2 separate regions of the Homo sapiens genome follow, and region 2 is linked to region 1. Evidence: chromatin loops called from intact Hi-C (ENCODE). Cell type or tissue: heart left ventricle. All regions are shown on one strand. Links, peaks and the distances in the headings refer to the core of each region. The heading gives the core; the rest is flanking DNA. Region 1 has its middle 210 kb from the start of ZBBX. Region 2 overlaps ZBBX (zinc finger B-box domain containing).

Region 1 (12,289 bases), core at 2,542-10,541:
AATATAAAGTATAACTTAAAGACCTACATTAATGCATTTCCATTTGCCTGACAAAGGTGTGTGTGTGTGTCTGTGTGTGTGAATCATGTGTCTTATAGTCACTCAGATAAGAGTCTTTATCTTGCTGACTTTTTCAAAAGTTGGGTTTCAGTTTTCAAGAAAAATTATGCAGATTTGTGAGTTACTTCTCTTAAAGTGACTGTATTTCAATAGAAAAGTCAGCTTAATATGCCTTACTTCACTCTTAATACTTTTTATAGGTTGTCTAATATTAGAGTTGTGTAAACCTTAAAGTATTTTGGTTTATTTCAAAATATGAATATTCAATGAAACAGCAAATAAATTGATGCCTCTTTGTTTTTCCTATCCCTGTAATTATAGAGAATAACACTCTTGTTAGTTCACCCAGCTAAGCTATTAAGAGAATTTGTCTAAATAAGCTAATCTCCATGGCTTTCATTATATAGATCATAAAATTATTGATAGCACTCTCCAGATTGTAGGATGTACTTTTAGGGAACAATACATTGCATGAAAAACCATAGCTCTATAATGTTTCTGAAAAAATAAAGACAAATATACTTTATATAAAAACTATATATTTTGTATTTGATCAATTTTTTGTAGTTATTTAATGGTGTTTTGGGGGGACTATTTTGTCAGGAGAAAGGGGCTATTATATCTAGGATAGGCATGTTTCAAATGTTTACATAAAGCCAGAAGAAAATACATTGAATAAAAATCAAAAGTAAAAAAAGAAGGTAGAGGTGTGTTCCATAATCAGGATTAAAATATAGTCTGTTGTTACAGTAAGGAAAACCTGCATAGCTTATCAAAACATAAGTCCTGAGAAGAGTTAGGTTTGACTAAGTCAGTAGAAAAGAACTCTTTGCAGGTGTATGTATGCTGGGCTAATATTTTGCCCTGCTCTGCTGCTTTTCCAGCTAATGAATGCATGTTATACACAAACCTCCTTTATTTTTACCCTCCTCTTCCAACTTGCAAACATAATAGATATGTTGCCTGATATGTGCAGCAAGTCAATACACTGAGACACCAAGTTGCAGCAGAAAAAGAAGTTTAATCATAGAGCCGCTGAACAAAGAGACAAGAGGAAATCTCAACTCCATCTCCCTGAAGAGTATGGGGCTAGTGTTTTTAAGGGTTTTGGAATGGGTCAAAGTATAAAGTTATTGATTGGCCAAAGAGTACAGGGTGAAGTCATGAGACAGGGAAATAAACTGTATTCTCATGCTGATTTGGTTCTTCTGGTGTCACTATTTTGCTGAAATTTGGGATCTGAAAAACATCTTAAGTAATTCTTAAACAAAAGCCTTAATATTCTAATGTTAGATAATATATCTGTAGGAACAATGAGGATGCAAATCAATTCTTAAACAAAATTCTTATGACCCTAACCTCAGAAATTCTATCTATAGAAACAATGGGAATGTAAATGATCAGCATCTGGTTCTATGTGAGTTTCAGCAACAAGGAAGTGGGTTAAAATGCAGGCTGATGATGGTTAAGTATAACTATATTTCTGTCCAGAATTTTTGTTAACCCAGTGAGGATGACTTCAAACTGAGCTATTGACTACTGGGAAATGGGTGATATAAGAAAAAGTGATGAGTGTTGAACATCAAGTCTATTTTACTACATTTAGTGTACTATGAGGACACTTTCCTCTATGAGTCTAAGAAATTTTGAATTTCATGTAAAATAGAGAAATATGTGCATAACAAAATCTCTACATATGTATTTAATTCTTTGCCCTTTCTTGTCAAGAATTTGGCTGGACTTTGTCTCTGGTTTCTGAGAAGTAACCTCCAAACCCTTGTAATAAAAAATTTTGCTGGATTTTGTTCCCAGTTGAGCAGTAATTTCTAGATTCTTAGAATTTTCTTAGTGATAGGAATGTCTTTGTTATTCCTGGTGTGCTTTCTGAACAACCCCTAATAGTTTAGGCAATTAGATAACTCAGGGTGGACTCCTAGATAGTTTATGTGATTGAGAAGAAGTCGGATAAGAACTGTCCATACTAGAAAGCCCAACCACGTGATTAGAGAGTTGAGACTTTGAGCCACATGCTACCAGCCTAACATCTGGGGAGAGTTAGGGTGGTAGGAGGTTGAGTTCAACCAGGTGGCCAATGATTCAATCAATTATGCTTATGTAATAAAATCCCAATAAAAATCTGAACACCAAGCTCAGGTGAACTTCCTTGGATGGCAATACTCTGCATATTGTCACACTTCATGTGCCAAATGGTTAATGCATCTCTGGAGACAATAAAAGCTTTGTGTTTAAAACCGTCTAAGACCTCACTCTATGCATGTCTCCCTGTACTTTGTTCTGATTTCTATCCTTTTGCAATAGTATAACCTTAATAGTTAAGTATTATGTTTTATTGAGTTCTCTGTGTTGTTCTAGTGAATTATTGAAACTAAGGGGGTAGTGGGAACCCCTGAATTTGTAGCTGACAGATTACAAGTGAAAATGGCTTGGGGACCCCAAAACTTGCATCTGGTGTCTGAAATAAGGGCAACGTGGAAGATTGTTCTCTTAACCTGTAGAATTTGACCTGTTTCTGGGTGGTTGGTGTCAGAAATTATTGCACGCCATGAACCCAATCTTCACTTCATAATGAAAACTCAAGAATAAAGATATATTCAACAATATAGCATTTTGGATAAAGGCTGTAAAAATGAATAAAATCCATTTAATTTAAAAATATAATTAAAATTATAATATGAAGCATACTTTGTTAGCAGGCTTTAAATTAGGTATAGAAGAAATGGTTTTCATCACGACATATTCTCCTCCATATATCACTCAGACACTTCATTTAAGTCAAACTAATTGTCATAGGCTAGCTGTTGATTACTGTTAATGTCTGAGGGACAGATGTGGTTTTTTTTATTAAATCAGAAAGCTGGTCACTTCATAAAGAATGTGTTAGAAAGTGCATGTTAATTTACAGGTGATAGATAATGCATACGTCAATAGAAAGAATGAAAATAAATAAACACAACATTTTAGATTTAAGTAGTGGTAATAGTGCAGCACAAATCTAATGATTACATTTAAAATTAATAAGCAAATAATGAAGAAATGATTAGATAGTCTTGGGGGTTTGGTAAACTGAAGGATAGTGAGTCAATGTAATGGCCAGTACTTATTGCTTAGTAAATAAACTAGATGTTGAGGTGTAATAAATAGGTGCCTCCATTTGCCTTTTTATTGTTATTAAGGCTGAAGCCTTGTGAAACATCCCTGCAGGTTTAATAATAGTGAGTAATGTAGAACTCAGTGGGCTGGTCACTAGCACATGCAAGATGGACAAATTCTAAGAAGACCTTTATAAATTACTCTGGTATAATCACTACCTGGCTCCTAAATCCATCTTCTCAGTGGATATGAATTGAAAATAATGAAGTGCTCCATATAGTGAGGCGACTTAGTAGATAATGATGACAGAAAGGAGTTGACTGAGCACATAGAGAAACAACAGAATCTGAGAATATGGTACTGAATGTTAAAGATTATAATTTAAAATAATAGCAAGATGAATTTGTTCCAGCAATCTGCCGTACAGCATTGTAACAATAGTTAGCAATACTGCATTATACATTTACCATTTTTTAGGGTAAGTGTTCTTACAAAACACATAGAAATTTTTTTTTCCTATGAGGACATATTTTATATCTCAGGTTGTAATAACAGTACATTTAGATTGGCATATCAAAAAACTTACATGGAAAGTCCTCAGCAATTTTCTTTTTCCAAGTGACATTTGCAACCATATGAAATGACTGATGTTTTCTCTACCTTGAATAAAACACCACTGGTATTACAGGTGGCTTAGTAAATAGGTATAATATTTTGATTCCATGACTGTACACAACCTGTACACAACCTGCTTTTATTTTTTTTTTAAACCAGCTAGATAACCTGACTTTAAGTTTTGGACTTTAATTTTTGTTTTTAATTTGGTTGTACTCTACTTCTCTAACGGTGCTTGATTGTTGCTTCTTGTGTGGATTAGGCTCATTTGTGGAGATACTCTTAGAGTTGGAATGGCTTTTAGAGGTTATTAGTTCATATGGTGTCGCCGTGTGGCCATTTTCTCTCTCCACCGCGACTGACAAGTAGACACGTGGAAGTTATGCTTGATGACACCTAACCAGTGATGCAGGATAAATGATCTTTCCCACCCTTCATCTCAGCCTTTGGTATTTCCATGAAAGCATATGATTCTCGAGGTCATTTTGCAATTATGAGAGGAAAATATAAGATAATCATAGAGAGCTGGCTGAGTTACCCTGAAAGTGCTTACCACGGGCTATCTTGTTATATTAGACGTTTTTTTTTAAGCAAGCAGTCTGCTGCTTTCAAGCTAACATCTTCCTAAATGACATATTCTTTTCTGGTTCATTGTGAATATCCTCAGTGTTTAAAGTGCTTAATATCACATGGATTCTATACCCTGATTATACTCCAGAGCCACAGTCGTTATTAATTTCTCTCATGAAATATGATACCCTAAATTGAAGATTATATCCTGTTCAGGACTCTGATCAACACTGCTTGAGAAGACCTTTCTATTTTTGACAGTGCTTTTAAAAATTACATTAGTATTCTAACAGATTCGTCAAGCTGTTTGCTGTGATGTGGTTATGAAGCTAAAGATAAACAAACATAAACAGTAACACATCAGGTCACCATTATGCAATCCACTATGAGATCAATATTTGCCATTCTATATGTTGTTTAAAATAAGTGTATAGCATGTGAATGCATTCTCTCTGAAAAAAAGCTAAACAATACATTGGTAAAGTGAGTAAAAAGAAAGAGTTATTTCATCCCATCACTCAAACACACATCCTTCTCAAGGAGTAACAATTTACAGAAAGTTCTTCTAGACTTTTTTCAATGCATTTGTTTTTATTATGTGTTGTTTCGCACACTGTATGTATTTTTGGAAATTTGCTATTTCTCACTTACAACATATATTGACAGACTTTCAATGTCATTGACTGATGTAGACCCATAGACTTTCAATATCGCTGATAGATGTAGACATATTTTTTATTGTTGCATAGTACCACCTCATTGATGGATATTTCAATGTTATCTTGTTTGTCCTATTACAATGAAACACTGATCAATGCTATTCATTTTCTTCATGTATGTGGGTTAATATTGTTTATAATAGATACAAGGAATACAAGAAGAAAAATAATAGGATCAAAGAACATGTGCTTTTAAATTTGCATATTGTATCAGCCATCGCTCAATCAGGAAAACAAAGCCACCACGAGAATTATGGAAAAAAGGAGTTTAATATAGCCTATTTGAATGATTCTATAGACAATCAGCATTTGTTTTCCAGGAAGATGAATTTTGTTAGCAGAGTATAAGGTTGATTTTATGGAGACTATATTTTTGAAATAATTTAAGGTGTTTGAAAAACACACCTAAGCGTTATTTGTTAAAAATGGTAGAATCATTAAGGTTAATCAGATATATCACAGTGACTAGTAGTACTCAGTGAATTCTCATAATTTTATGTTACCTCAGTATCCACTTTGAATAAGAGTTTACCTTTCTCATACCAGATTTAGGGCTCAGTCACCCTTGACACAGCTTCTAGTTCTATACCACATGCAAATGGCTAATGCAAGTGGTCAGAGGTAAAACCTCAGAGGCATCTCTCCTGCCTGGCAGACTAGGCTTCTGGCCTTCTCACTGCTTCCTTTAAATGGACAATTCAGGAATTTGCCTGTGAACTAGAAGTGACCCACACCATATTTCCTTATATGTACTGCTAGTTGCCACGTGCTCGTCTCTCTTTCTCTGCCTAACTATTCATTCTGACCTCATGCGACCCAGAGATAAAGAACTGCGCTCATTTCACTCTTCTGGCCCAGATCTATAGGTAAAAATCTTTGAACTTGTTTACTATTGTGGTACTATATGGCATTTGTGCCTTCCATCTCAGGGACTAGGGGCTGTCCCAGGGCAAGATTTTCACCCAGGATGCCAGAGAGAATAGCAGGTTGGGCTTGCAATGCCAGAGAAATGGTCAGGCATGTGTAAACTGGACATGGGTCAGATAGGAGCTACAAGGGCATCTGACAGTATAAACAAGTTTTCTGTATGAGGGGCTCTGGATCACAGGCCAGACAACTAATTGGGCATTAGGCTATCTGCCAGGTAAATGGAGTATCTATCCAGTGAAAAGCACACCAAAAACACCCGTGTCTAGCTCCCCTTCATTTTTGGATTGCTAGCTGCTCTGATACTAGAACCCCAAATTATCTATGGTCTCTCAAAAAATAGCGGCTAGAACATTGATTTTGAATAATGGATTAGGTAAAAATATATCAGGAGGATAGATCATGAACAAAGGCACAGAGCTTGGAATTCATGTGCATAACCAGGAAGTAAAAAGTATTTTAGTTTGGATGGAGCACTGGCCATATCGAAGGAAATAATGTAATATAAAACTGAAAATGAGATCCTATCATAAGGAATGAGGTAGAAAGCTTGTTTCATTCTTAGGCATTAATAATAGAACTGGGGAAAGGATAGTCGCAATGAAAATGAAATGGCTCTAGCTAATTTAAGATTGCAAAGATACAATCTACAAAGTTCAACATGTGAAAGGAGTTAGAGAGTGAAGGAGGAGTCACAAGTGCTGCTCCTGATGTAAATTTGCCATAGCCGATAGTGAGTTAGCCCCTAAGTGAACATCTTAAAACCTTATAAACCACCGCCTTCTGTTTGTAAGTCTGCAGGCACTATTAAAATAGTTGAGGGGAAACCAAATGAGAAATAAGGGTTAAGAACTTTATCTGTTGTCCAGACATCTGTACCCTCAGCAAGCTGTCAAAAGAAATGCTGCCTTGGAAGCCAAAGTCACCCAGGGGGCTAATCAGCTTAAACACATGACAAAAGTCAGACAATTCCAAAGTGCTAACAATGTTAACTAACAGTGCTGCCTGCCAAGGAGCTGCGTATCACTGCCAAAATAAAAAGAATGGTTCCCTCTGCTGAGCTTTTGCTTTATTTATTTATTTATTTGCCTTTTTAAACTACACTTGGAGAAGATAGTATTAGAGAGGAACTTAAGAACACTCCATCTGGTGAGAGAGCTGAGTTCACAAAGTTTGGCTAGTTTGGATGCCAAGGAAAGATAGTTCAAAAGCAAATCTATGAGTGTTTGGGAAAATGAAGCTCCTTCAAAAATCTTTTCACAACCCCAGGTCACTTTTTTTGTTTGCCTTCCTTGCCAGTTCTGGCACTGTGAGGAATTAATGACTGTTCAAAATTCTTTAAGGATCACTCTTTTCTTTCTGACTTGATTTCTCTGATGTTCATATTAAAAGCTCCTAAAGGTCTTGTGTGGCTTCACTTTACTGCCTCATTTTTCTCCATCAGGTTTTAATGTGAAACTGGTAAAAAGCAAAGATGAATTAAAATGTGCATGAGTCATTACTGTGGAGCTATTATTATTCCTCTGTCTTCTTGTCACTCTGTTCATTGGTGTCACTGGTTACATTTTACTTCATTTCCTATACTTCTCAGTTGACAGGAATAATGAAGCCAGGACATTGTAATCTTGATTTTTCTGAATATGACATTTTGTGTTAGTAACTTTATTAGTTACTCTTTTTGCAGCACTTCATATTTGAGGTATCTGTGTGGCTCATCTTGTATCTTTATTCTTGTGTAAACTTTCAATTTGTCCTGTTAATAATTAAAAATGTGGGTTTGTGAGATCTTCCTGCCCTTTTTATTTAAAATTACTTTGAGCTTAGTCTCTGTTCATTTTTGCATAGATTTGTAGATTAAATTTCCAATTTGCAGTTCAAATTTATATCGGTTTCTCAGTTTGCTAATAGGATATAGTCAGTAGTGGTATTATGGTGTGCATTTTAGCCTTATTAGCACCATTCGCTCACCTTTTCTCCTCTATGTCTTCAAGTATTTATGTAACACCTACTATGTGCCACTGTTCAAGGCACTACAGATTTAACAGCAAACAAAATACACAAAATCTTTTCTCTCACAGATCTTAGTTATTGTGGAGAGAGATAGATAATAAGTGAAATCCAATAAAGGGTACGGTGAGTGCCAAGAAAAGTCATAGGTGGGTTATAATTTAAACAGAGGGTCAGAGAAGGTCTCATTGAGAAAGTCATATTTGAGCAAAAGCCTCAAAAAGTTGAAATATCAAATCAGGTGATCACAAGGAGGGAACAGTAAATTCAACCTGAGGAAGGACAATGTTCTCTGGACAACAAAGAGGCCAGTATTTCTCTGTGGAGTGAAGGAGAGGGGAGGTAGAAGATGAGATTAGAGTGTAGGAGGTGGGCAGCAGCCTGCACAAAGCTTTGTATGACATTGTAAGGACTTTGACTTTTACTCTGAAGAAGAAGTGAGAGTATTTGAACCAAAGGACTGACATGATCAGGCTTATGTGTGAAGGCATAATTCTGGCTTCTGGTTGCCAATAACTATAGATGTGCAACAGAGAAGGCAGGAGGCCAATTAGGAGATCTCTAATCTCTTTCTAACATGAGATCTCTGAGTTCACAAAATTAGTCTGGCTCTAATATTTTTGGAAATGTCATGACATTTAAGTGTATATTTTATTTGAAAAGGGGTAGTGCACAGCAACTTAGTACTGGGGACTGGAATCTGAGAGCCAGTGATTGGATCGTAATTTTGTCCATGAGCTGTATTTTTTTGTTTTGGGCAAGTTATCTAACTTCCCTCAGCTTGGATTCCTCTGTCTGAAAAACTGGGCTAGTAAGGTTGCCTATCGTAAGAATACATTATGAAGATTAAATTAGATAATACATGTAAAGTCCTTTGTATGGTTCCTGGCAAACAATAAACACTCATTACATATTAGCCATTATTATTGCTTGTTGCTTTTATTATTACATTTTTATATCATTTATGAAAGAATGTTACATTGGAATTGTGAACATAAAATTACACTTTTGCTAAAATGCTTAACATTGAAAAGGAAGTCATGGGTTCAAAATTTAGCCAGTTAGGTAAGTAGCATTTTTACCTTAAAGGATATTGAAGGACACAAATGATTTCTTTAGCTGGAAGTTTTAAGGGCAGGATAAACTCTTACCTGCCAGCTGGTGGCCATTGAATATTCTTACTGCTCTGATTCTGCTTGAAAACAGATTAACATACCAGATTAGCCCTACGAGGCAAATTTACTTTCTCACTGAGGGTGAATAATAACCCTCAAGTGCCACAATAGGTCAGTTTTACTCATTTAGCCCTCTGCCTAGCCACAACAGGAATACCTGAGAAAAAAAAATATGGTTAGGAAGGAAATGTGTTTGTATTGATTAACACAGCTGTCTTAGTCCATTTGGGCTGCTATAACAAAATACCAAAAACTGGGTAGCTTATAAATAACAGAAATTTATTTCTCACAGGTCTGGAGGACAGGAACTCCAAGATCAAGGCTCTGGCAGATTCTACTTTCTGCCATGTGAGGACGAAGAATTTCAAAGCAGCATCCTGGAAGCAGAGAACAGTCCTCGGCAGTTGCCAGCACCTTGATCTTGGACTTCTTAGCCTTCAGAACTATGAGAAATAAATTCCTGCTCTTTATAAATTACATAGTTTGTGGTATGTGAAGTTACAGTAGCACAGACAGACTAAGACATGGGCTTGCTTAGGATAGTGGCTTGAGAGAAAGATCAGGGATGAAAATTTTAATCTTGGAATATTCTGGAGAATCATAATTTTATATACTTTACTACATTGTTTTAGAATATGTAGCTTAAGTTTAAGCGTGAAAAATCTATTTAGGTTAGGTAGAATTGCTGATTCAATGCAGAGGTTGGATCAGAAAGAAGGAACATGCATGGGTGGAGGTGGGTCTGCATGTTGCAGTGGTGACCATACAGAATGGGATTAAGAACATTGATTTTACTGTCAAACACCGTCGGCTCAGGGTGCTGCTCAGCCTTTACCAGCAGTCTGACCTTGAGCAATTTTCTTCATTTTTCTAAGCCAGAGATAAAGGGGAGTAAACAATGTTACTTCATATATTTAGTAGGGATTAAATGAAATAACACATTTTATAGTCTTAGAACAATGCCTAGCACATGGTAGGTGCTGAATAAATGTCAGGTTGTGGTGCCATTATCATTATTACTATCAGCAAGTAAAAATTTTTAAATCCTACAGGAGCAATACAATTTTATTGGGGGGTTCATCTGACAGGAAAAGAAATCTGAACACTTTATATGAAATCCACTAAATACTGGGGCACTTCAATAGGAAATTTCAGTGAACAAAACTTATTTTGATCTTTCCTAGTTTCTCAAGTAGCTTTTACTTTCCCCATGGATTGATCTAACAACACAGGTTGTTATTTTCAAATTTAGTTAAAGGTGCATTCTGATGTTTGAACTTGATATGTAATTTCCAAAATATCCAAGTTATAGTATTCCATATATTGTATTGATTAAACAGCATTTTATGAATTATGTTTTTTTTTCTGGGAATACAAAGAGGAGTTAGGTCCTCTGATTACAAGGGGTTTAGTATCCAGATGAAAAGAAGATATAAACAAAGATCTATCTCAGTAATATTAGGTGTTAAGAGGTATATAAGGTTAAGAGATATAAGGTGGAAGCCCATAGGCCATGGACTTCCGGACTATGGAGAGGATACACCAACTAACTTTTCTTGGGCAAATCAGAAAAAGAATTACAAAACAATTACTTTGTACTGTAAATTTGCATTTCATTATTTAGGCAAGCACAGCCAAGAGAGGAATTTTCTGAAAGATAACAAAAATGCTATATGTCTTTTAAAAACTATTTAAAATAACCATAGTGGCAGTATAGTGGGGAGAGAGGAATTCTAACAAACACATTATTAGAGAAAAGTAAAGAAGAAAATGATGCTAGTTTTAAGCTCACATCCTGAATATGCATTTTGCTATGACTTAATTTATTACCTTGGAATAAATTACCTCATCTCTATGAATTTAGTCTCTTAGCTGTATTTTGGAATAGTTTCCTGCCTAATTTAATGATCCTTGCTGTAAGGTTCAAATTGAATACATGTTATATTAGTCATGATGACAACATAGCTCTAACATCTCTGTGCTATGTATCCAGCACAGGTGAGTGGAGGCTCTGCTCCACATGGTCATTCAGGAGTCAAACTGACAGTGATTATTTCATCTTTTAGACAAACTTTTTGGTGGATGTTGCAGGCAGCTTCTAAGGTAGTCCACTAGAAAATTCATTGCCTGGTACTCATGGCCTTAGCAATTCCCTTCCCTCAATTAACTTGCCTCTAACCTACAGACTACAACATTGAAGGCCATGTTTGTTCTTGGGTTGCAAAATGCTGTGGCTTCAGTCTTATTGGCCAACTTCCTCCCTTATTGGTTTTGATGAAGGAAGCCGTTATGTTGAAAGTTTGATGCAACAAGAAACTGAGGGTGGCCTCTAGCTAATGGCCAACAAGGATCTGAGACTCTCTGTGCAATAACCCTGAAGAAACTGAACCTAGCCAACAACAATGTAAGTGTACAAGAAGTAAATCCACTACCAGTTGAACTTTTAGATGAGATGCCAGCCCCATCTGACACCTTTATTGCAGCCTTTTGAAAGACTCTGAAGTAGAGGACCCAGTTTCAGGGCGATTAATCACCTACAGAAACTGAGAGATAATGTGTGTTATTTTAAGTTGCTAAATTTTGGGGTAATTTTTAATGTAACAATAGGTAACCAGTATAGAAAGGGAAAACATTCCTGAAACATGAAGTTCCAGATCTTAAATGCTTCCATCTAGAAATGTCAAAGGCTATGTCTACCGAAAGCCCTTTTTGCAGAACTCATCTCAAAGGCCCATCTAAATGCAAGAAGACTAGGACATGCAGGAAAACCTGTAAACTGTCTGGTGTGCAATGCTTTCTCTGCCACAGATGCATAAAAAAAGCACCATACACACTGAATTTTTAATGCATATATTCTTGGCCTAATACTAACCCCACATGTAACCATCCAGGTAACAACTTGTTACAATCACTGGCCAATGATTTTTTTATCTAATCTATTTTCAGCAACATCATAAAGTTAATCCAGTCTAATGAATGTCATTATCTGCATATGATATTTAAAATATTTTCATATTAACACACTACCATCTAAATTTTATTCTCCGATAAAACTACTTTATTTATGCAGTATTTATGGAGTATTATTTTTACCGATTTTATCAA
Region 2 (12,289 bases), core at 1,445-9,444, 140 kb before region 1:
AAGATGTGGGAAAGCTTAGGACTTCCTAGAGACTTGTTGAATGATTTTGACCAAAATGCTTATAGTGATAATGGACAATGAAGTCTAGGCTGAGATGGTTTCAGATGGAAATGAGGAACTTATTGGGAACTGAAGTAACGGTCACTTTTGCTATGCTTTAGCAAAGAGACTGGCAGCATTTTGGCCCCCTCCTCAAACTAGACATCTGTGGAATTTGAACTTCAGAGAGATGATTTACAGCATCTGGCAGAAGGAATTTCTAAGCAGCAAAACAAAGCATTCAAGATGTGACCTGGCTGTTTCAAAAAGCATATAGTCATATGCATTCACAAAGAAATGGTATGAAACTGGAAATTATGTTTAAAAGGGAAGCAGAGCATAAAAGTTTGGAAAATTTGCAGCCTGACCATGTGGTAGAAAAGAAACACCCATTCTTTGGGGAGAAATTCGAGCCACATGCTGCAGAAATTTGTATAAATAAAGAGGAACCAACTATTGATTGCCAAGACAATGGGGAAAATGTCTCTAGGGCATTCCTGAGATCCTCACAGCATCCCCTCCCATTACTGGCCTGTAGGCCTAGAAGGGAAAAATGGTTTCATGGGCCAGGCTCAGGGCCTCACTGCTCTGTTCACCCTCAAGACATGGTACTCTGTCCCAGTGGCTCCAAGTGCAGTCAGGGTTAAAAGGGGCCAAGATACAGCTTGGACCTTGGATTCAGAGGGTGCAAGCCCCAAGCCTTGGTGGCTTCCACATGGTGTTGGGCCTGTGAGTCACAGAAGATAAGACTTGAGGTTTGGAAACCTCTGTCTAGATATCAGAGGATGTACAGAAATGCCTAAATGTCCAGGTAGAAGTCTGTTGCAGAGGCAGAGCACTCATGGAGAACCTCTACTAGAGTGGTGCAAAGGGGAAATATGTGGTAGGAGCCCCCACACAGAGTAACCACTGGGGCACTGCCTAGTGCAGCTGTGAGAAGAGAGCCACCATCCTCCAGACCACAGAATGGTAGATCCACTGACAGCTTGCACCATGCAAGCCAGTGGTGTTAGACAGCAAGTTTTATTAAAGTAGCAGTGTACAGCAGTGGCAAAGGCAGTGTTCCTTTTGGAACAGATTTACCCCATAAGCACTGTACCCAGAGTAGCATCTCAGAGGTGGCTCTGCAGTAATATTTTTAGCCACTTTTAATTACATGCAAATTAAAAGATGAGTTACTCAGAAATTTCTGGAAAAGGGGTGGCAACTTCTGGGTCATCAGGTTGTTGCTGGGGAAACAGGTGATAACTTCCAGATGTTGCCATAGCAGTGGTAAACTGACATGTCACTGGTAGGCATGCCTTTTTTTAACTTTTAAGTTCAGGGACACACGTGTAGTTTTGTTACATAGGTAAACTTGTGTCATGGGGGTTTGTTGTACATATTATTTCATCATCCATTTATTAAGCCTTGCACCCATTAGTGATTTTTCCTGCTCCTCTCCCTCCTACCACCCTCACCCTTCAATAGGCCCCAGTGTGTGTTGTTCCCCTCTAAAGTGTCCATGTGTTCTCACCATTTAGCTTCCTCTTATAAATTATAAACTAGTGCTTAGTTTTCTGTTCTTTTGTTAGTTTGCTAAGGATAATGGCCTCCAGCTCCATCCATGTCCATGCAAAGTACATGATCTTGTTTTTCTTCATAGTATTCCATGGTGTATATGTACCACATTTTCTTTATCCAGTCTGTCATTAATGAGCATTTGGGTTGATTCCCTGTCTGTGCTATTATAAATAGTGCTGCATTGAGCATACATATACATGTATCTTTATAATAGAATGATTTATATTCCTTTGGGTATATACCCAGTAATGAGATTGCTGGGTTGAATGGTATTTCTGTCTTTATGTCTTTGAAAATCACCATGCTGTCTTCCATGATGGTTGAACTAATTTACATTCCTACCAACAGTGTATAAGTGTTCCTTTCTCTGCACAACCTCACCAGCATCTGTTATTTTTTTTACTTTTTAATAATATCCATTCTGACTGGTGTGAGATGGTATCTCATTGTGGTTTTGATTTGCATTTCTGTAATGATGAGTGATGTTGAGCTTCTTCTTATAGGATTGTGGTCACATGTATGTCCCTTTTAGGAAAGTGTCTGCTCATGTCTTTGCCCACTTTTTATTGAGATTGCTTTTTTCTTGCAAATTTCTTTAAGTTCCTTATAGAAGGTGGTTCTTAGAGCTCTGTTGAATTCATGGTTTGCAAAAGTTTTCCCCCATTCTGTAGTTTGTCCGTTTATTCTGTTGATAGTTTCTTTCACTGTACAGAAGCTCTTTAGTTTAATTGGATCCTATTTGTCAATTTTTGCTTTGCTGCTATTGCTTTTGGCATCTTTGTCATGAAATCTTTGCCTATACCCATGTCCTGAATGTTATTGCCTAGATTGTCTTCCAGGGTTTTCATAGTTTTGGGATTTACATTTAAGTATTTAATCTATCTTGAGTTAATTTTTGTATATGGTATAAGGAAGGGGTCCAGCTTCAATCTTCAGCATATGGCTAGCCAGTTATCCCACCATCATTTTTTGAATAGGGAATCCTTTCCCCATTGCTTGTTTTTGTCAGGTTTGTTGAAGGTCAGATAGCTGTAGGTGTGTGGTCTATTTTCTGGGTTTTCTATTCTGTTCCACTGGTCTATGTGTCTGTTTTTGTACCAGTACCATGCTATTTTGGTAACTCTTCAGTATAGTTTGAAGTTGGGTAGCATGATGCCTCCAGTTTTGCTCTTTTTGCTTAGGATTGCCTTAGCTATTGGAGCTCTTTTGGCTCTCAGCTTGACTGTCATTGGTGTATAAGAATGCTAGTGATTTTGCACATTGATTTTGTATTCTGAGACTTTGCCAAAGTTATCAGCTTAAGAAGCTTCTGGGCTTAAGCTATGGGGTTTTCTGGATTTAGCATCATGTAGTCTGCAAACAGAGATAGTTTGACTTCCTCTCCTACTATTTGGATGCCCTTTATTTCTTTCTCTTTCCTGGTTGCCCTTGCTAGGACTTCCAATATTATGTTGAATAGGAGTGGTGAGAGAGGGCATCCTCGTCTTGTGCCAGTTTTCAAGGGGAATACTTTTGCCCTTTCAGTATGATGTTGGCTCTGGGTTTGTTATATATGGTTCTTATTATTTTGAGATATATTCCTTCAATACCTAGTTTATTGAGAGATTTTAACATGAATGAATGTTGAATTTTGTCGAAAGCCTTTTCTGCACCTGTGTGGGTGTGTCTTATGGAGAGAGGTACTTTTGACTTCCTTGTTTCCACTAGTTCTAAATACTATCTGAAATTGGTGAGTTATATAAACATTTGATTGCAACAAGCAAGTCCTTTGTAAAGCTGTAAAGCATTTACATCACAGGAGACAGTTTTATTCAGAGTTTCTACTATTTTACATAGTCTACTTATAGAGATATTTGTCTTTGGAACAGAGTAAGGGATAACCAGAAGAAGCTATATTCAGTCTGGATAATGGTGTACATTTATTTAAAATGAAAGTAGTATGGTATAAACATTCAAAGAATTTTTATTTTTCAGAAAATCTAGACCAGTGTTTCACTACTGTGTTACCCACTATAATCACCTGGACAACTTAGCAAGGGGAAGTTCAAAAGACCAATGCCTGAGTTCCACTCTCAGGATCTGATTTAATTGGTTTGGGGTCAGGCCCATACACTGACAATTTTAAAGAGTGCCTTCAGATGATTCTACTGTGCAACCAGGTTAAAAACCGGTGATGTAAACCAAATGATTTATTTAAAGCAGACATAATGAGGTAGATGACTAATACAATCTTGTTCACTTTGTAGCTTTCTAGAAGCAGGTGTCCCTGCTACACATTTTCTGTGCCCCCAACTGCTGCTCTTCTTTCATCTGGCACATTTCCCTGTGCCCTCTCTTTATTGCTAGGCATGCTAGGGAAAAATGGCAAAATGAAAAAATGTTCCCCCTGTGTTACTTCTCATGAATTACTGTTGTAAAATTTGAGTGAGAGGAGGAGGTGGGAAAGTGAGAATTGAACCACAGGCTGAAATAAAAATTTGCATCAATTTTAAGATTTCATTGCAAAATAAAATATTACCTTCTTTTACTAGTCTAGCTCATTAATGTTTGGTTCTATAAGTGAATTATGATTACCACTTATGAATATAAGCATAGTAAAAATATTTTAACACTAAAACATCAGTAAAGGAATTTGTGAAATAGTGTTTATTGAGAAAGTTTTTTTACCACAGAACTTTTGGTTTATTAACAGTTTAATTATTTGTTTAAATTTATTTATGTACCTTTTGTAACTGTGTGTTTTTAACAGCAGAAACTTCAAACACAGATTTTGACAACATCGTGGATCCTGATGTGTATTCTTCTGACATTGAAAAAATTGAGGAAAGCACCTCCTTTGAAAGAAATTTAAAGGAGAAAAATATAGGTTTAGAAAGTAATCAAAAGTCTGATGATTCCTGTGTATCACTTGAAAGCAAGGACACTTTGCTAGGTAGAGATTTAGAAAAAGCTCCCATTGAGGAGAAATTATCTCAAGACATCAAAGAATCCTTGGAATTGAGCAATCTGTATAAGAGGCCAAGCTTTGAAGAATCAAAAACTACAAAGTCATCACTGGTAAATCTCTATTATGTTTATTATATTAAAATTTTATAAGAAACCTCATAAGAAAATGTCTTAGTGACACAATACATTCTCAAGTTACTTCCTATTAAAGTTAAAATGTGCTGCCTTATATTATTATGAGATAGTTGAAGAGTGACTCATACGGGAGAGAACATTAATGGCCTCTAGGACAAATTCTAATATGAGGAATGCCATTTTAATAAATGGCTTTCTGTGATAAATGATACTTTAAGGCCCACCTTATGCAGCATAGTAAGAGCATGGAAAAGTAACAACTTTTCCAAATGAAATTCATTATGAATAATACAGTATAATAAATACTTTCTAGTTTTTTCCGATAATATAGTCAATGGTCAAAATGAAATAAATGCAGATATCTAGACAGAACCAGTTACTGTGGTTTAATGTAAGTATAAGATGAAGAAGGTAATTCTTTCAGGAAGATGGCTAATAAGGAAATAGAGGTGTAGATTTTGTTTCTTCTCATAGGAAAGGTAAAGTAGCTCATTATTGCATTGTTACCATGTTTTAAAACTATATTTGAATTTCATTCTATATACTAGAAATCTTTACTAATTGTAATTATTAATAATACATTCTTAGGAAATTTAAGTGAGGCAAACATTTTTAACAATGCTTAAAAGTCATTTAAAATGAATTCCTATGGTTCCTGAAGAGGGAAGCAAAAAAGCAGAAGGATGAATACTTGAGTTGCTGCTACTTCTGCTTGGAGGATTGGCTTTCTGTGCCCACTTTGTGGCAGATATTGTACCTTTGTGAGATAAGAAATTGGAACTGAGTCCTCTGCAAAAACTTAGACCCCTAAATGTCTGATCAGTCATTAAAGGAGTGCACTAGGAACATACCCATAGGTGCAACAAGATGAAAGGAAACTGATCTCTGCAAGTGATCTGGGCTAGGCCAATAAAACGTTTCACCTGGAAAATAGATATCTTGGGCTTTCATTTAGCATAGGTTTGGATATACATACCCAAATATACATTTGCATATGTATTTCTTGCTTGGAAACTTGAAGCCAAGACATTAACATTATTGTTAATCCGTGCCTATTAATATCCTGATGTATCTGACAGAAGTAAGTACTAATACTTTATAAAAGGACATGCTTACACCTTATCCCACAATAGATTCCACAAAATAAAGCTCCACTTCAGATGGGCTTATCTTCTCGTTCCCCCAGTGAAGAAAACGATTGATCATAGCATGCATTTCAGCAGAGAAAACAAGAACTTCAATTTCCAGATTTCCACAGGGCAACATGAAGAGTACCAGGTGACATCTATATAAACAGTGAGCTGTGTAATAAGTGAGGAATCCTGACCTTAAGAAACCCGATCTTTTACACTGGGCAGTAAGCCTGCCAGACCTTTGTCCTAGAGGAAGACTATCTTCATTACACTAGACAGTAAACAAACCTGCTCTTTGCTCTAGAGAGAGAGACTCAATCTCTATCCTGTGAGACTATATTTAAAATGTTTAAAAATAGAAAGGAAGAAATAAAAAGAACTTAAGAATAAGACAGTATGGACTGCTCCATTTATGAAGGCCAATAAAAATTTCTAACATTCGAAATATATTTATTCAAATTATAATAAAATGGATATAAACAGCATATTAAATACAAATAAGGAGAGAAATATTACCCTGGAAGATAAGTTTAAAAAATTGCTTGTATTGCAGCAAAGACATATGAAGAGTTAGTAATATGACAGATTGTGAAATAACAAAGTACAATTCCTGAACAATATAAATAAAAACAAATTCGCATTATGACTTATTTTTGAGATACCTCATAGACAATCTTAAAAGCAATAAAAGACAACAGATAATTATCTCCAAAGAGCAATTACTAGATTGACATTAAATTCTCATGCACAGCAACAGATAGCCTCAACAGTGTAACACAGTGGAACATTATCTTTAAACTTCCAATAGAACTGACTAACAATCTAGAATTCTAAGGCTTGCAAAACTTTCATTCAAGACCAAGAATAAAATAATGGCAAGTTTAGAGAAAAATTCAGGTAATTTAGTTATTTCGCCTCTTGAATGAACATCTGAATGATATACTTAAAAAAGGAAGAAATTAAACCTGGAAGGAAGAAGTAGGATGCAAGAAATAATGGTGTGAGGGGAAAATGGCAAATATATTAGATGTATTACAAAATAATTATTAGAATGCCCAATTTGAGAATTATAAAAGAAGAAATTTGAATGAGGATAATATGTACCATAACTTGTAAGACTGTTAGATATGTATGATTAGAGTTAAAAGTACTAAGATTCTGTATTATAAAGGAAGGTAGAGATCATTGTAGGGATTGTTGACTTAGTGTTTTAGTTATACATGTTAAATACTTTGAGTAACAATTAAAATGTTACAGACATAATGTATGTCATCCAAAATACTAAAGGAAAAGGGGACCATAGAAAATCCAATTAATTAAAACAGTCAGGAAATAAATGCATCAAAGGAAAAATAGTATAGTTAAGTATTGGGTGTACAATTCCTCTTGGGTCTCTCATGTTTTTTTGCACATCTTTTGAGCAAAACCACTGACTCTATTTGTTCCAAAGTATATTTTCAAGGGTGCTTGTATAGATAACAGCCTTGAAATATAGAGATTATGTCCCTCTTCAGAGCAAAGACTAGGTTTGTTTACTGTCTGGTGTAATAAAAATAATGTTTTCCTCTGGCAAAGGTCAGGCAGGCTTACTGCCCAGTATAAAATAATTGGATTTCCTAAGATCAGGATTTCTCTCCTGTAACACAGCTCAGGGTATGTGCAGATGTCACGTGGCTCTCTTCATGATGTCCTGTGAAAACTGGGTTCTGGGAATTGGTGCAAATGATGATACTCTGGCAACTGCTATTGTTGTGAGTGATAAAGTCATTTGTCTCTGACCAAGGAGTCTTGTGTCTTCGTCCAGCATCCATGAAACTATAACAGGCTTGCACGTAGGATAAAATCTCAGACCCTTCACAATTCTTGACAGCAAGTAGAAAGAGTAAAGCTGACGGGAATAAACCCAATCATATAAGTAATTAGAATAAATGTGGATAGTGTGTGTGTGTGTATAGTTATTTTACCAGAAACCTGCTTAAAACATGGGGTGGGGGGAGGAATTTCAGAGTAAAGGCAAGCACTAATTTAAAAAAAAATTTAAGGTAATAAAACATTATCAGGGTAAAGGGGACCATTATGTACATGATAAAATCAACTATTTAATAGAAAGATTAAAGGAAATCTGAATTTGTATGTACCTATCAATATAGCCTCAGATATATTGTAGCAAAAATGGACAAAACCACATGGTATTATTGACAAATCCATCAATCCAATAAGATTTTCTATTAGTAAAGATAGAGAAGATTTGATCAATACAAATAAGTTTAAAGAACATATTTTGAACCACATACTCAATAATTAGAGAATGTGTGTTCTTTGTAAGAACACATGGAACATTTACAAAATACATGTTACAACACATTACAAAAATAAATCCACAAAGGAAGTTTCAACAAATGCTAAAGAAATCATATTACACACGGTGTTTTCCAACCATAATACAATAAATTATAAATCGATAGCAAAATGCTAACAAAATTAATACAATTCAAATATGTCTAGGTTTTTTTTTTTTTTTTTTTTTTTTTAACGGAGTCTTGCTCTGTTGCCCAGGCTGGGGTGCAGTGGTGCCATCGTGGCTCACAGCAAGCTCCGCCTCCCGGGTTCCCGCCATTCTCCTGCCTCAGCCTCCCGTGTAGCTGGGACTACAGGCGCCCACCAGTACGCCTGGCTAACGTTTTGTATTTTTAGTAGAGATGGGGTTTCATCGTGTTAGCCAGGATGGTCTCGATCTCCTGACCTCGCGATCCAACCGCCTTGGCCTCCCAAAGTGCTGGGATCACAGGCATGAGCCACTGCGCCCGTCCAAATATGTCCAGGTTAATGAAAAAATTAAAATAGAAGGTAGAAATATTTAGAACTGAATGTAAGCAAAAACATCACAGGTAAATAATGTATAGGATGAAACTCAAATACTACTTACTGGGAAATTTATAATCCCAAATGCAAGAAAAAAGTAAAAATTAATGAACTATGAATCTGACTCAAAAGTAATAAAGCAGTAATAAACTCAAAGGAATTCACTGGGAAAACTCTTTCCTGCCGTTCTCTTCAATTCAGTAGGAGAGGATAAGGAAACATGTATTGCCCTCAGGCCCTGCCTATTTATCCAATCCACTTTCTCAGGGAATCTTTCATTTAGTTAGATAGTCTGATGATTTGCATCCCATTGAATTCCTGGTCTACTCTCAACTGATCAGAGTCTGTCAGGATAGCTGTGACTTACATAGCACCAATAATTTACAGCAGGGTTCCTTTCCTTCTTTTATATGTTAATGCATACTACTCTATTCAATTAATGTAACAGGTGTGTCACTAAGTTTAGATGTTTCTTAAAAGGAAGGTGTGTGACATGAACATATAGAGGGGAACAGCATACACTGGGGCTTATCAGAGGGTGATGAGTGGGAGGAGAGAGAGAATTAGAAAAAATAACTAGTAGGTACTAGGCTTAATGCCTAGGTGATGAAATAATCTGTACAACAAATCTCCATGACACAAATTTACCTATGTAACAGACCTGCACAAGTACTCCTGAACTTAAAAGTTAAAAAAAAAAAAAAAAAAGGCCAGGCACAGTGGCTCACGCCTGTAATCCCAGCACTTTGGGAGGCTGAGGTGGGTGGATCACAAGGTCAGGAGTTCAAGACCAGCCTGGCCAACATGGTGAAACCCTGTCTCTATTAAAAATACAAAAATTAGCTGGGCGTGGTGGCAGGTGCCTGTAATCCCAACTACCCAACTACTCAGGAGGCTGAGGCAGGAGAATCGATTGAACCCGGGAGGCGGAGGTTATAGTGAGCTGAGGTCGCGCCATTGCACTCCAGCCTGGGTGACAGGGTGAGACTCTTATCTCGTAAAAAAAAAAAAAAAGGGTTGGTGGGGGAGATGGGAATGTGTGTGTGGCTGGTATACATTCTTGTTTTATTCAATTTAAGACTATCCATTGCTCAGTATAAAATATTGCTCAGTGTAAAATATGTTCTGACAGAGCTAGTTCAGGAAACAATCTGAATGAGTGTTTAAGTGCATAGGATCCATAAAGTTCTCAGCAGCTCAAAGCTGCTGACATAATCAAAAACCAGTGACTGTTGTAAAATGGCTTACATGGTTATTGTTTTTTTTCAATTAGGTGAGACTAAAGGTAGTCCTGGACAGTAATAAAATAGTGTTAGGTAAAGCTTGCCTTTTCCTCATGGGGGATATTGGATTGAGAGATTTGAAGTTTTTTCAGGAATAATCTGTCATAGGATTTTAAAAGAATTCTCAACAAACTAATGGGTTTCTGACTCCAGGATTGCCCCTTTTATAAATAAAATAATGTTTTAATCCATTCCTAGGTAATTATATCTGAGGAATAAAAAAGTGTAAATAGTTTCACAGAAATTTTCCACCACTGGTAAGACAGGACTTAAGCTGAGTGCCAAAGGTTCTCCCTGAGCATCTTATTATAGGAGATGGCCAATCTCTATAAATAATTAAGTTGTTGGATCACAAGAGAATTTGAAGAGTTGCAAAACAAAAGGTGAAAAGCAGGTGGAGGGGAGCTGTAAAATAGAGCTTTCTAAAGTGGCCATCATAATTGGTACTTCACAGTTTGCAGACTGAGTTCCTGCTTCTGAATAAAGTGGTTGAATCTACTTTCTTTTCATTCCTAAGAACTATACCTGAACCTATTTCCCTCTTTTTCTGTCCTAGTAGAAGCCATTCCATCAGAAGAAATGACTTAGAAATCTATGGTGCTCCATCCAAATTGAGTATAAAATTGTTCATTTTGTACTTCAGTTTTCAGAAAATGATTTCTGTGTAAGGTAGTACTTCCTACGGAATTAAGTACTAATTTGTAGGGCAGTAGTTAGGAAAACAATGGACTAGTTAGGGGTCCTTTGTTCTGGCTCTAAAACTATCAATAGTTAACTTTGTAAGTTTGTGCTAAAAGTAGACAAAACATAACTATTTTAGGATTTTTATCTGTAAACCAAGACATTCAAAACTCTTCCAGATTTGCGATTGCATAATTCAAATATAAGCTTCAGTAGAGTGGAAAGAATTCTGTAATTGTTTATTGGTGTCTGGGAGGGCCAGGGGATATGTGCTGAGAATTTTGATTTCGATTTGTCTTTGAATGACATGCTTTATTGGTCACTAGCTTTGTTCTTTAATATGATCTCATTTATATAATTTATAAATTTATAAAAAATTAAAGCAAGTTGCTTTACATTGATTTATGGGAACAGACTATATTTGGGCATTAGTTAGATTCATTACGGAATTATTAAAAACTGATAGCTACTCTGATTATACTATAACCTCATCTAGAGCTCTTACTAATGAATTCCTAATCTGTTTCTACTGGATTCACATTTTTTAAAATCCCAGTTATATTCAATCCTAGAATAAGAACATGTAAAAATGAATTAATAGGGTGGCAGGATAAGTCTAGGTTTCAAATCAGGCAGACCTATATTCAAAGCCTAGGTCTGCTAGTTTCTAGCTATATAAACGTCATAAATTACTTATCTTCCTCTTGCCACAGTTTCCTACTTTATATTTGCTTCATGATGAGTGTTTTGTTAACTTACATTTTTTTTTCCATGACCATTGTCAGGGCAGATAGTTCCCATTGGTATTTCACCTTCAGTTTTGAAATTATTTTATATATAGACAAAGACACTAGTTCAAAGCCACTGCGTGTGAAAGTAACTCTGTATTCCAGGATAATTTATGTGCAAAGACACTGAGGGATGAAAATAAAGGAAGAAAGAGAAAAAAAGTTTATTTTATTTCATGAACTTCTGTCCTCTTTGGATTAGTATCAACTTTCAGAGAATTACTGTAACTGTAGTTAGAACTTCCTATATATAAATGTTGTTTTATTATTTGTCTCCACTGTTAGAAACTAAACTTGATGAGGGAAGAATTTGTGCCAAGTATATCAGATACCAAGTAGGTATCTGATAAATGAATATGCTTGTTTGTGTTAATGAGTTAGAAAATAATATTGTTGAATATTTTGTTTCTTAGTTGTTACAAGAAATAGCCTGCAGAAGTAAGCCTATAACAAAACAATATCAAGGACTTGAGAGATTCTTTATTTTTGATACAAATGAAAGACTCAACTTACTTCCTTCTCATCGTTTAGAATGCAACAATTCCAGTACTAGGATTACACTTGCAGGTAAATTTCTAGCTCATTTTTCTAAAACAGTCTGTTCTCATCTTAGGAAATACTGAGCAATTCTGTTCAATGGATAAAATCATTTTCTTCTTGCCAGCCTAAAATTATTAACCTTGTATTAGTTGCCATATATTTACATTTAAGGTTACTATCAGAATGTGAGAAACTATGACTTACAATGAAACTAGGAAAGATTTTTTAGCATTTAGAAGTGTGGTTATTTTAGACCTTTTAGTGTTGCTGTAAAGGAATAACCAAGGCTACATAATTTATAAATAAAAGAAGTTTATTT

What was found. Hi-C counts contacts between places; a loop is a spot of excess contacts. Peaks named below come from ENCODE experiments on the same cell type or tissue, not always from the same donor. Only the 100,000 strongest peaks of a DNase experiment are listed, where the experiment ranks them.
Region 2: a loop joins it to region 1, with 15 times the contacts of the local background. A loop is called at or near these places in 8 of 110 quality-filtered maps.

The regions. Positions count from the first base shown.
Region 1 is chr3:167,161,470-167,173,758 of GRCh38, reverse strand. No RefSeq gene overlaps it. Among named protein-coding and RNA genes, the nearest start is that of ZBBX, 210 kb to the left of the region's middle. In heart left ventricle, for the core only: no CTCF peak of the experiment used is centred there; no DNase peak of the experiment used is centred there; H3K4me3 peaks cover 355 bases; H3K27ac peaks cover 2,079 bases.
Region 2 is chr3:167,298,013-167,310,301 of GRCh38, reverse strand. It overlaps ZBBX (zinc finger B-box domain containing), which reads left to right. Exons shown (of 22, transcript NM_001199201.2): 17 at 4,352-4,659; 18 at 11,844-11,997. Among named protein-coding and RNA genes, the nearest start is that of ZBBX, 76 kb to the left of the region's middle. In heart left ventricle, for the core only: no CTCF peak of the experiment used is centred there; no DNase peak of the experiment used is centred there; H3K27ac peaks cover 1,869 bases.